Linked DNA regions of Homo sapiens: region 2 is linked to region 1. A link is a contact called in ENCODE POLR2A ChIA-PET data. All regions are on one chromosome and are shown on one strand. Each heading gives the region's core, a stretch centred on a gene start or an enhancer-like site at or near the end of the contact. The rest is flanking DNA. Distances are from core to core; before and after follow the strand shown.

Evidence for each region. ChIA-PET counts read pairs that join two places held with the same protein, here RNA polymerase II (POLR2A).
Region 2: POLR2A ChIA-PET joins it to region 1 with 12 read pairs in A673. The contact joins the enhancer-like site here to the promoter of EIF4EBP2 in region 1. POLR2A ChIA-PET finds 5 or more read pairs at or near these places in 4 of 52 experiments (A673, BJ, H1 and 1 more).

The regions. Positions count from the first base shown.
Region 1 is chr10:70,401,513-70,407,192 of GRCh38, reverse strand. It overlaps EIF4EBP2 (eukaryotic translation initiation factor 4E binding protein 2), which reads right to left and starts at 3,048. Exons shown (of 3, transcript NM_004096.5): 1 at 2,647-3,048. The coding sequence starts at 2,791. RefSeq lists silencers at 2,747-2,956, 2,987-3,176.
Region 2 is chr10:71,264,616-71,270,303 of GRCh38, reverse strand. All of the region lies in intron 1 of UNC5B (unc-5 netrin receptor B), which reads right to left. Among named protein-coding and RNA genes, the nearest start is that of UNC5B-AS1, 49 kb to the right of the region's middle. RefSeq lists enhancers at 1-302, 178-472, 2,465-3,186, 3,378-4,371. Within about 2 kb of position 3,786, at least 10 of the 41 ENCODE cell types and tissues checked have a DNase peak (open chromatin) inside an H3K27ac peak, as active enhancers do; they include A673, where a contact is called at or near this core.

The sequences.
Region 1 (5,680 bases), core at 1,799-4,298:
CTATTGTCCTGTGACCCTGCCAAATCCCCCTCTGCGAGAAACACCCAAGAATGATCAACAACAACAAAAAAAAAAAGACCATCCTGGCTAACATGGTGAAACCCTATCTCTACTAAAAATACAAAAAATTAGCTGGGCGTGGTGGTGGACGCCTGTAGCCCCAGCTACTCGGGAGGCTGAGGCAGGAGAATGGCGTGAACCCAGGAGGCAGAGCTTGCAGTGAGCCGAGATCGCGCCACTGCACTCCAGCCTAGGCTACAGAGCGAAACTCCGTCTCCAAAAATAAATAAATAAATAAACAAATAAATCCAAAGATTATGATGGGCTCTCCCAATAAATACAAGCTCAACAGTAAAGAAGAGCCAAGATCACAAGTATTTAAATCCAAAACAAGAAACTGTGTGTAGAAACAATGTCGGGGGAAGTTAAGTGATATTTGAGAAAACAGTGATTGAGTGTTGTTAGGAGGAGGGGTAATGAATTAGTATTTCTGGCAGACTCTTTGCAAGCACTTTAAGAACTAATCCAGGCTATGAGACAGGCTTCTATCTTTGAAGCAACGCTTAAAGACTATGCCCTTATTTTTAAAAGTATGGTAGCTTGACTATTTGACATAAGCCAAAAACGTGTCTAGGTGGCTCTTCCCTCAGGGGATTAATATATAGCTGAAAGTTTAGTTCCCTTTCCAAATACATTATAGCTGAGTGCAGTTGTCACTATGACGTGTTCTGAACTTCTGGAAGCACAGGCATTTACTGAGCAATACCACAAAGAATTCTGGAAGAAGTTATAAATCCCTTTCCATCACCTCGGAAAACAGCATCTATTTCTTAAAAGCTATCAGTTCAAGTTCAAGACAACTCTTATATGGAGCAGATTCTGGTCTGCCAAAATTTTTCAGGATTAAAAAGCAAGATCTTGGCCGGGTGCAGTGGCTCACGCCTGTAATCCCAGCACTTTGGGAGGCTGACGGGGCGAATAACTTGAGCCCAGGACGAGCCTGGGCAACATGGAGAAACCCAGACTCTACCAAAATACAAAAAAATTAGCCAGGCGTGGTGGCACGTGCCTGTGGTCCAGCTACTCAGGAGGCTGAGGTGGGAGGATCGCTTGAGCCCAGGAAGTAGAGAGTGCAGTGAGCCGAGGTCGTGCCACTGTACTCCAGCCTGGGCGACAGAGTGAGACCCTGTACCATGCTCAAACACGAGTTGGTCTTGAACTGATCATATCGGGGGGAGATTTCTTCCATGAGTTAAGCCACCTAAGAACTCCACTATTCTGCAAAGTTAACATTTCCTTAAACCCAGCTCTCCATATATATTACTGAACTTCTGCCTGGGTCATTTAAAAAGCCTTTCAAGGCAGCCCGCCCAGCCCCCAGAGCGGCCTGGCTGAATTTCTCTGTAAAGCTCCCTCCTAGATTTTATCCCTTGGTGTTGGCAAGAAGGTCTCCTTACTCCACAGGCCTTGCTATTGTGCAACTGATTTAAGGATGGTCCAGGCCTAACTGCATCGGATTGGTTGTAGTACAGCTCCTGAGCCCTGCCCACAGGAACAAGGCTAGCAATCCTCTAGACCGCAGGAGCTGCGAAGTCCCCACCCTCTAGCAAGAGGCCACCCCAGCACCAAAAGAAGACAAAGTTCTGAAGTTAAAAAGGAGGCCCCGTTCCCTTCAATAAGGCTCCTCAAAATCGCTTTCCAGGCTCCTCCCTCTGGAGGACAGCCCAGTTAGGGCACAGACAACCTTTGAGCTCTCTTCCCGTGACCAAGCTTCACCTCTACCCCAGTATTACTTATTTGTAAACAGTTCCTGGTCATGCTTTGAAAAGCAATGCCAGGGAACCACCCTCTCTCTGGATTGCCTCTCTCTAGCCCCTTCCACAGGATCAAGCAACCACCCCACCCAACTGGGGTGTCCTTGACAAAGGTCCTTCAATCCATTTCCAAAGGCGTCGCTGCCGAAAGACACCCTACCTTAAGGCTGTCAGCACCCTACCACCCCCACCTACTTTCCCTTGGCTATTACTTGAGCTTTATTTTATCACGCTCTCCTCCCGGCCTGGGGACTCCCCTCACCCGTGGGGCCTCGTCCAGCAAAGTAAACAATGCTGTCAAAGCGGGATAACGCTGGGCGAGGCTTCCAGACTCCGCATTCCAGCCTCCTCCCGGTGTTCTAAAAGCAGCAAAAACAAGCCATCGCAGGATGCCAGGGCCGAATTCCTCTCCCAAAGTTCTTTTTTAAAAAGCCCCGGAGCCAGCTCCAAAATCAAGCATTAATTTGCACAATCTACGACAGGCAATGCAGACTGTAATGCAAGGCCAAGTGGAGCCAAATCCGCCCGGGAAGGAGGCAGAGAGGAGAGAGAGAACTGGGTCGAATGCGTAAGCCTGCCACGAAGCGGAAACAAGAGCTCTTTTTCGCGACAGGACAGCCACATTCCCGAGTGGGGCGCGCGCCGACTCGAGCTGCGGGCAAGAGCGAACACGAAGTAAAGGGTCCCGAACGCTCGGGCGGGCCCAAGGGCAGCGTCCCCGGGGCTTCGGTGGAGCTGGGGGCGGGGGCGAAGCGGCCGGGCACCGAGGCGCCGAGGAGTTAGAGGACCGCGGCGGGACACCGGGCGCGGCGGACGGCTGGCCGGCGCTCACCTCCCGGTGTGGTGGAGAAGAGCGTCCCCCCGGGCGTGGTGCAATAGTCATGAGGTAGCTGCGCGGCGTCGCTGATGGCCACGGTGCGGGTGGGGATGGCGCGGCTCTGGCTGGGCTGGTGGCCGCTGCCGGCTGACGAGGACATGGCTGTGGGCGCGGGCTCTCGGCTTTGTCCGGCGGGCAGGCGGCGGCGGCGGGGCCGGGGCTGCTTCGGCTCCTCAGGCGGACGGAAAAGCGCGCTCTGCGCGCTCCTCGCTCGCTTCCTCCCGTTCCCTCGTCCCGCTCCGCTCCCGCCGCCGCCCTCTCAGCCGCCGCCGCCGCCGCCGCTCGATCCTCCGGCCTCAGCCAGCAGCCTCAGGAGCAACAGCAGCGGCAGCAGCGGCGACGACGACGACCGGAAGCGGGCGAAGGCGGGAGCCAGAGGGAGTTGGGGAAGCTGGTCGGCCGGAGGTGACGTCGCCGCGGGGCGGGGCGAGGCAGTGAGGGGCGTGGCTGAAGTTGTTGAAGGGGGCGGGGACGAGGGGCAGGGCTGAGGAAGAGAGTGGCTTAACCCCAGCGAGCGGGAGAAGAGCCAGAGGGAGCGCGAGCTAAGTGTTTGTGAGCCTGGTGAAGGCGGACAAGGAAAACTTTCTTCTTATTGTTTGTCATTGTCGGTTAACACCACTTTACTTGAGCAGACTTGAGTTTCTCATGCATTCCTATGCATTAAAAATGTAATTTTACTTTTAATTGTTCATTATTAATTCAGGCACTACATGCACGATGTACTGTATTTTAAAAATCAAACAGAGCAGAAAGGTTTATGGTGCCACTTTCTCCCAGTTTCCGAACTCCCCTCAACCGCTGTACCAGTTAATTGTGTATCCTTCCAAAGACCATCACTATATACACACATAAAGCAAGATCTAAACATTAGGAAAAGGAAGAAACCAAGAGCCACTCATGGCAACAAGAATGAGTATTATTGTATTAGAGTTAAAATGAGGCACAGGAGAGGGCTTAGACCATGAGGTACCTGAAAAATCTAGATCTGGAACTCTATTCTTTCCTCGAGGGGTTCTCAAACTTTGGGTCTCAGTACCTCTACATTCTTGAAAATTATTGAGGATTTCCAAGAGCTTTTGTTTGTGTGGATTATATGTATTGATAATTATTGTATTAGAAATTAAAACTGAGCCGCTGCTGATCACTAGTGGGATTGTACCTGTGAATAGCCACTGCATTCCGGCCTGGGCAACAGAGTGAGGCCCTGTCTCTAAAAAACAACAACAACAACAACAACAAAAAACAAATTAAAACTGAGAATGTTTTAAATGTTTATTAATTCATAAAATAATAACCTATTACATGTTGACATTATATTTTTTAATTATCTAAAACAAATAGTGAGAACAGTGGCATTATTTTATATTTTTGCAAACGCTTTAATATCTGGCTTAATAGAAAACAGCTGTATTCTCATATCTGTTTCTGTGTTCAAGCTGTTGTAATGTGTTGATTCAACTATATGAAGAAAACCCAGCCTCACACAGGTATGTAGTTAGAAAAGAAGGTTGTCTCAGATCCCCGAGGGGCTCTCCAGATCACACTTTGAGAACCGCTGCACTAGGGCAGCACTACTTCTGCCCACAACATGCCCAAGGTGGGACTGGGAAGACACTCATGGGTAAGGCCAACATAGCTACCATCATTCCCATTTTGCAAATGAGAGAAATAAGGGTAAGAGAGGTTGAGGGGAAAACAGCTATTGCTTCACTGCTCAGAGGGTCAAACAGGTGCTTGGCAAGAACATAGACAAAAGAACTTACAACAGCCCAGGGCAGGCCAGGGCATTACATGGTACTGATTTTGTGGTGAGTGCCCCAAGAATCCAGAAAAAAAAGTCCCCTGCCTGTCCTGCCATCTGGAAGCTGCCAGAGTTGCAGAGGGCTGAGTTTAACCTTGAAAGACTCTGAGACTTTGGACATGCCAACAGAGACACTTCTAGTGGAAGGAAAGGGGAAGATACTAGTTTACATTTGTGTAGAGCTTACAGTGTGTGGTTGATAAAGTGCATCAGTCCAGTAGGGGCACAGTAACTCACACCTATAATCTCAGCAATTTGGGAAGCTCAGGTAAGAGGATGGCATGAAGCCAGGAGTTCAAGACCAGCCTGGATAAAAAAGCGAGACCCTCCTCTCACATTTCTACAAAAATAAAAATAAATAAAAAATTATCCAGACATGGTGGTGTGCACCTATAGTCCCAACCTACTCAGGAGGCTAAGGCAGGAGGATCTCTTTAGCCCAGGAGTTCAAGGCTATAGTGAGCTACGATTGTGCCACTGCACTCCAGCCTAAAAAGACCCTGTCTCTAAAAAAGTTAGTTAATTAATTAAAAAATAAAGTGCATCACTCTTTGAACTGTCTTTATTTACAAATTTTGGGGGTGTTCTGGGGACAGTGAGGTGGGTCCCTTCTGGCCAGAGCAAAGGGTAAAGATGGCACAAAAAAGTTAAGCTGGGCGCAGTGGCACACGCCTGTAATCCCAGCACTTTGGGAGGCCGAGGTAGGCAGATCACCTGAGGTCAGGAGTTCGAGACCAGCCTAGCCAACATGGTGAAACCCCATCTCTACAAAAATACAAAAAAAAAAAAAAAGTTAGCCGGACGCGGTCGCGCATGCCTGTAGTCCCAGCTACTTGGGAGACTGAGGCTGGAGAATCGCTTGAACCCTTGAGACAGAGGTTGCAGTGAGCCGAGATCATGCCACTGCACTGCAGCCTGGGCAACAGAGCAAGACTCCATCTCAAAAAAAGAAAAAAAGACACAGAGGATAGGACTAAAGATGGGATGAAATGAAATAAAGGAACCAAAGTACAATTTGAAAGTTTTGGGGACAGGTGCTTTTTATTTATTTTGCCAGGCAGCCTGGGGGAAGTGAACAGAGCACAGGTTTCGGAACATACAGACTGGGTTTGAGTCCCAGCTCTGCCGTTTACAAGCTGTGTGACCCCAGACAAGTTACCTATGCTCTCTGAGCCTCATCTGTAATGT
Region 2 (5,688 bases), core at 2,537-5,036, 860 kb before region 1:
AGCGGCATGATCTCAGCTCACTGCAACCTCCGCCTCCTGGGTTCTCCTGCATCAGCCTCCCAAGTATCTGAGATTACAGGCACATACCACCACGCCCAGCTAATTTTTGTGTCTTTAGTAGACACGGGGTTTCACCATGTTGCCCAGGCTGGTCTCGAACTCCTGACCTCAGGTGATCCACCTGCCTTGGCTTCCCAAAGTGCTGGGATTACAGGCGTGAGCCACTGCACCCGGCCAACTCACCTATCTTTCACTGTGCTCCAAGCCCCACCAGGCGTGTTTTCCTGGGACATGCCTTGCTTGTTCTAGCCTCAGCGCCTCTGCTGGTCTCTTGTTTTGGAGCGCCTCCCCCAACCCCTCCCACACACACATATTCTCTTGGCTGACTCTTTGTCATTGAGATCCCAACTCAAATGCCACCTCTCCAGTGAGGCCTTCCCTGACCACCCAGTGAAAATGCACCATTCTCTTTCCTCCCTGTGCTATCTCCCCAATGCCTTTTTTTTTCTCTTGGCAGGCTCACCTCCCTCTGGAATGACCTGCTTTGTGTATGTGTTTGTAAGCTTGCTGTCTGTTTCTGGACAGAAAGGAACTTGCCTTTCTGGAAGGCAAGTTCCTTGAGGGCCTGGGAATCTTGTTTGCGGTGTAGATGGGCCCACTGGGGACACAGGACAAGCACTGGGGTGGCAGGTGGAGGGGGAGGGAGCAGTCAGAGGGGGTTTGGGCAGCAGGAGCGGGTAGGAGGGCTGACCTGGGCTACAGGAGCCCATCCCTTGGGAAATTCCATGCTGCAGGACTCCACTAACTGATGGAACTTCACAGACCATCTAATCACTGCCCTCAAGGATGGAGACCAGAGAGGGTGTGGTCTGGCTCCAGATCACACAGCACCTGAGCAGCAGAGCCAGAAAGAGAAACTGTGCACCAGACTCCCAGGAAAGGAGAAGTTGTGGGGGGGGGACTTCATTTTTCTAAACTTTTTTTTTAATTGAAAACAGATGTTTGGGTTTATTCTGATTACAAAGGTAGTAGCCTCACTGTAAACAATCTAGAAAAAAAAAAGATGAAAATAAAAGCCGCCCCATTCCCACCCCAGCTGAGTTACACTGGATGTTGATCCTCTCTGACTTTTTTAGATGCATGAATATTTAGTTACCTAAATCTGGTCTCACCATGTAAGTTGCATATCCCATGCTTTCCCTTAAAGGCTATTGACTGAGGACTTTTGAATCATAAGCAGAACACGCTGGGCATCTCTCTCTGTCTCCCCCCACCAGCCCCCGCACGGTCACACGTGTCAGACGGGTGAGGGCCAGCTGGGCTGCCTGCTCCTGCCACGCGTTTCAGGTTGCTGGAGGAGCTGAAGGACGCAGAGCTGGCACGGGGAGTGAGGCTGGCAATGCTGTCAAGTTGGCTGTGTGTTTGGGTTCTGGGCAGGAAGATGCCCAGTGTCCTGTCACTTTCTCCCAGAAAAGTCCAAAATGCCTTGGTACAGTCTTGGGTCTAGGGGCTGCCCGGACGAGGCCAGACAGGACAGTGCTTACATCCCCATGCCGCCCTGAAAGCCCAGGGTTAAGGCTGTTCTTAGAGCACCAAGGGCACACAAATTTCCCCCGTCTCCCTCAGCGCCACGCTCTAGAACCGAACAACCCTTCCTCGCAAAGGGGAGGCAACTGCCAAACACATTTCCAAGTGGAAAAACTGCTGCAGTCCTTGCCTGTTGCCTGCTGTCAGCACCACCACCAGGAGGCAGCTCAGATCCTGGGCTATGGGGCCTTCAAAACTGCATCCAAGCCCTTCACCTCCAGTCGGGGACCCTTCACCTCCAGCTGGGGACCCTTCATCTCCAGCTGGGGACCCTGAGGCCAGACAGGGGCAATGACTTGTGCAAGGGCAAACAAACAGTCTGTGGCTGCAGCGTCACTCCTATCTTGGCATCACACTGGCATAAAAGAAGTCACAGAAAGGACAGAGAAAAAGGAGTGGCCAGACTCTGGCCTTTGCCAATCTGTGAAATGGGCATGAGAAGGAGAGGGCAAATGGGCGAGATAAACAGAGGTAGAGATGGTGCCACGAGGAGAGGGAGAAAGAGCCCCTGAGAGCGCCTGGCAGTAAGGGGTGAATAGAAGGGGTCCTTGGAACTGGGTAGGGGTTTCCCCTTGGATTTTCCTGAATGTGGAAGCCACTTGGATTCCTGCTCAGTCCCCAGGGGTGAGGGAGGAAGGCAGCCATCTCTGGCCTCCATTCCCAAGGCAGGACTGGGGCTCAGGTTCCATGGGCCCCGGGGAGGCCAGGCCTTGTAGACTCAGAGTCCCAGGAACATCCTGGGGACCTCAGAGGAGTAGTAACTTGCCTCAGATCACACAGCAGTTAGGAGGCCAAGCCAGGACTGGAATGTGGGCATCCTGGCATGCAGGCCATGGTTCCTGTGTTTGCCTCTCTGGTCCCAGTGCTGGGAAAGACCCCGGCCCTGGGTTTGGGTGAGCAGCTGAGTTGTCAGCTGGTGAGATATGGGGAGACAGGTGGCACTGGCCAAAGGGAAGGCCTGTGTGGCTGCACAGATGCACTTCAAGGGAGGCAGATGGTGAGCAAGCACTCACTCCCATTCATTCATTCATTCATTCACTCATTCATCAAACACTTCCTGGGGGCCTCCTCTTGACCATGCCTGTGGTGAGGCTCAGAGAGCAATAACCAAGCTTCAGTTCCACAAGTGGGAAGCTCACAGCAAATTTTCAAGGTTAAGAATCCAGACATCGAGACTTCTTAGACCAGTGCCCAGTCTGCCTCCAGCCTACCCCCATAGCCATGTAATGGTCCCTTTGCCTGCCCACCCACCATCAGTGCAGAAATCACTCCATAGCTCTTTCAGTAGCTGTCTCCTCCTCGGCCAAGGAATCAGCTCACTTTCTCTAGGAAGCAGGCTTTAACTACTTCCAACTTGATGACTATAGGGATTTTTCAATCTCCAGGCTCTTATAATCCCATGCGCTTCTTGAGGTGAAATGCGTTGGTGCTGTCAGTGACTCACAAGACAACCCCTGGGCAGCCACTTCCCTCTGGGCCTCAATTTTCCTTTCTGAGAAATGGGACCACTTTTACTTGCTTTGACTGACAGGGCTGTTGGAAACACCAAAGTCAGAAGTACAAAAATATTTTGCCAGCTGGGCAGCCCTATGCACTAGCTAATTTCTATTACAGGAGTCCCCGTATCTGTGGGGGATACGTTCCAAGACCCCCCGTGGATGCCTGAAAACTTGAATAGTACCAAGCTCTAGACAGATGATTTTTTTTTCGATCTGATAATGGAGACAGCCACTGAGTGACTAAGTGACGGATGGTGTATACAGTGTGGACACCCTGGACAAAGGGATGGTTCACATCCTGGGCAGGATGGAGTGAGACAGTGGGAGATTCCATCATGCTACTCAGAATCACACACAATTTAAAATGTGTGAACTGCTGATTTCTGGAATGTTCTGTTTAATATTTTGGTGTCACAGTTGGCCATGGGTAACTGAAACTGTGGACAGGGAGACCTCGAGTAAGGGGGGAATATTGTACTCCATTCTCAGGAAAAAACAGTGAGTGGACCTTCCAGGCTGCCAGGGTCCCGGCGAGCCCCACACCTCACCTCCACCCCTGCCCCAGCCTCCCAGCTGCTGCCTTGGCCCACTCTGTGATGACACAGAGCTGCAAAAGGCTGATGCAAGCTAGAAGGAGGGAATGAAACAGACTCGTGTGGGGCGGATGGAGTGCCGTCTCCAGCCCCGAGGGACGCCCGTCCCTGCTCCCGCCTGCTTGTTTGCACCTGCTGATGTAATCGCTGGGCCGCCTTGGCTCAGGGCTCGGCCCGCTCCCCATGTCCTCTGAGTGAGCAGCAGAGGAAGGGTGCAAGGGCCAGAGGGCAGGCATCCAGCTGAGGACACCGTGAGAGGGCTCCTCCAGGAGGGGCACCAGGAAGCGGGGAGGGTGAAGGGGAGCAAAAAGCCCAAAACCTGCAGGAGGTTAGCCAAGGAGAAGGCGCTCTGGAGTGCGTGGGACCTGCTTCAATCCCATCCTGCCCCCATTTGCTGGGGGAACCACCCCCTGCCTCTGAGCCTGGTTCCCCTCACAGCTGCAGGATCTCATGAAATGAGCCTGGTACATGTCAGGCACTAAGTTTGTCAGTTCCCTTCTAGGGATTTCTTGAGGAGGGATAAGGAAGTATGAGGTAGGGGTGAAAAAAGAAAGGATAGAAGCACGGCCTAGTGACAGGAAATACCAGAACACTTTTGGGCCACCAGTTCAGTGGGTGACTCTGGGCCCTAGTCTTAGCTCCTGGGACCTCGGTTTGTTTCTCTGTAGAATAGGTGCACCTTCACCGTTCCCACCTCACAGAGATAGCTAGAGGCCAGAGGTGTGAAAGAAAGTGTGGCATCACACTAAGGCATGTGGCCAGCATGGGGGACCTGGGGACAGCCAGCAGTGGGGGTGGGGTGGTGCCTCACCAAGAGCCTGGGGTTCCCAGAGGCTGGGCAGGCCCTTACCAAGCAGTGGAAGCACAGGGAAGGTGGAGCCCGTCCACTGTGCTCGCTGCCCGGCTGGCCCAGAGCCTCTCCTTAGGGAGGAAGAGGAGCGCACGGCTCCCCTGAGGCCTCCAATCACCATTGAAAACACACGGGTGGAGGGGAAGAGAGCAAAGACATGTTCCTGGAAGCTGCCAGGCCACAGCATGCAGCTGAAGCCCCCATGAGCCCAGGGTCTGGGGATCGCCACATCACCAGACCGTCATTCTCAGAGCTGGTTTCCCTGAGAAAGCGGCGGAGAAAAGTTCTTAGTTCACGCGTCTCTTTGGTTGGCATCATAAGCTCAGGGAAGACAGGGAGCCCCTGCTAGACAGGGCAGGCCAGGTGGGGAGGAAATGTCCATCCCAGACACCCCTGATGCCCTCAGCCTGCAAGGGTTACCTCTGTTACCCGGGCCCCCAGTCCCGCCAGGTTGCCCTAGAGGGGAAGCTTCACCCCAGCTGGGATTAAACGGCTTCCCTGGCCACAAAGAACCACCTTTCCCTTTAGTACCTCTTCAGTGCTAGCAGGTAATTCAGGTAATGAGTTAACAGCTACCATTTACAGTGCTAACTAGCTCTCAGGTTCTGCGCCAAGTACTTGGAATAATTATCTAACTGAACCCTCCCCGCAACTCTTTCTGGTAGGTATTCTTATCATTAGCCCCAGTTTGCAGGCACAGGGAGATTAAGTTACTTGTCTAATGTCACAGAGCAGGGTTGTCAGCATTTGAATCTGGGTCTCTTTGACTTTAAGCCCATACTCTTTTTTTTTTTTTTTTTTTTATAGAGACAGGGGTCTCACTATGTTGCCCAGGCTGGTCCCAAACTCCTGGGCTCCAGCAATCCTCCTATTTCGGCTTCCCAAAGTGCTGGGATTACAGGTACGAGCCATGGCGCCCGGCCAAGTCCATCCTCTTTAACCTTGGTGCCAGTGGTACTCAAACCATGGCCTGCACCAGGACCACCTGGAGTGCTCGCTAAAACCCAGGCTCCTGCCCCCAAGTTCTGATTCAGTCGGTGTGGGGTGGGCCTTGAGAATGTACATTTCTAAGAAATGTCTAGGTGCTGCCGCCAGTCCACACACGGCTCTATGCTCTCTTGCCTCCCGACAGAAATATCAAACGCTTAGTGCACATAAT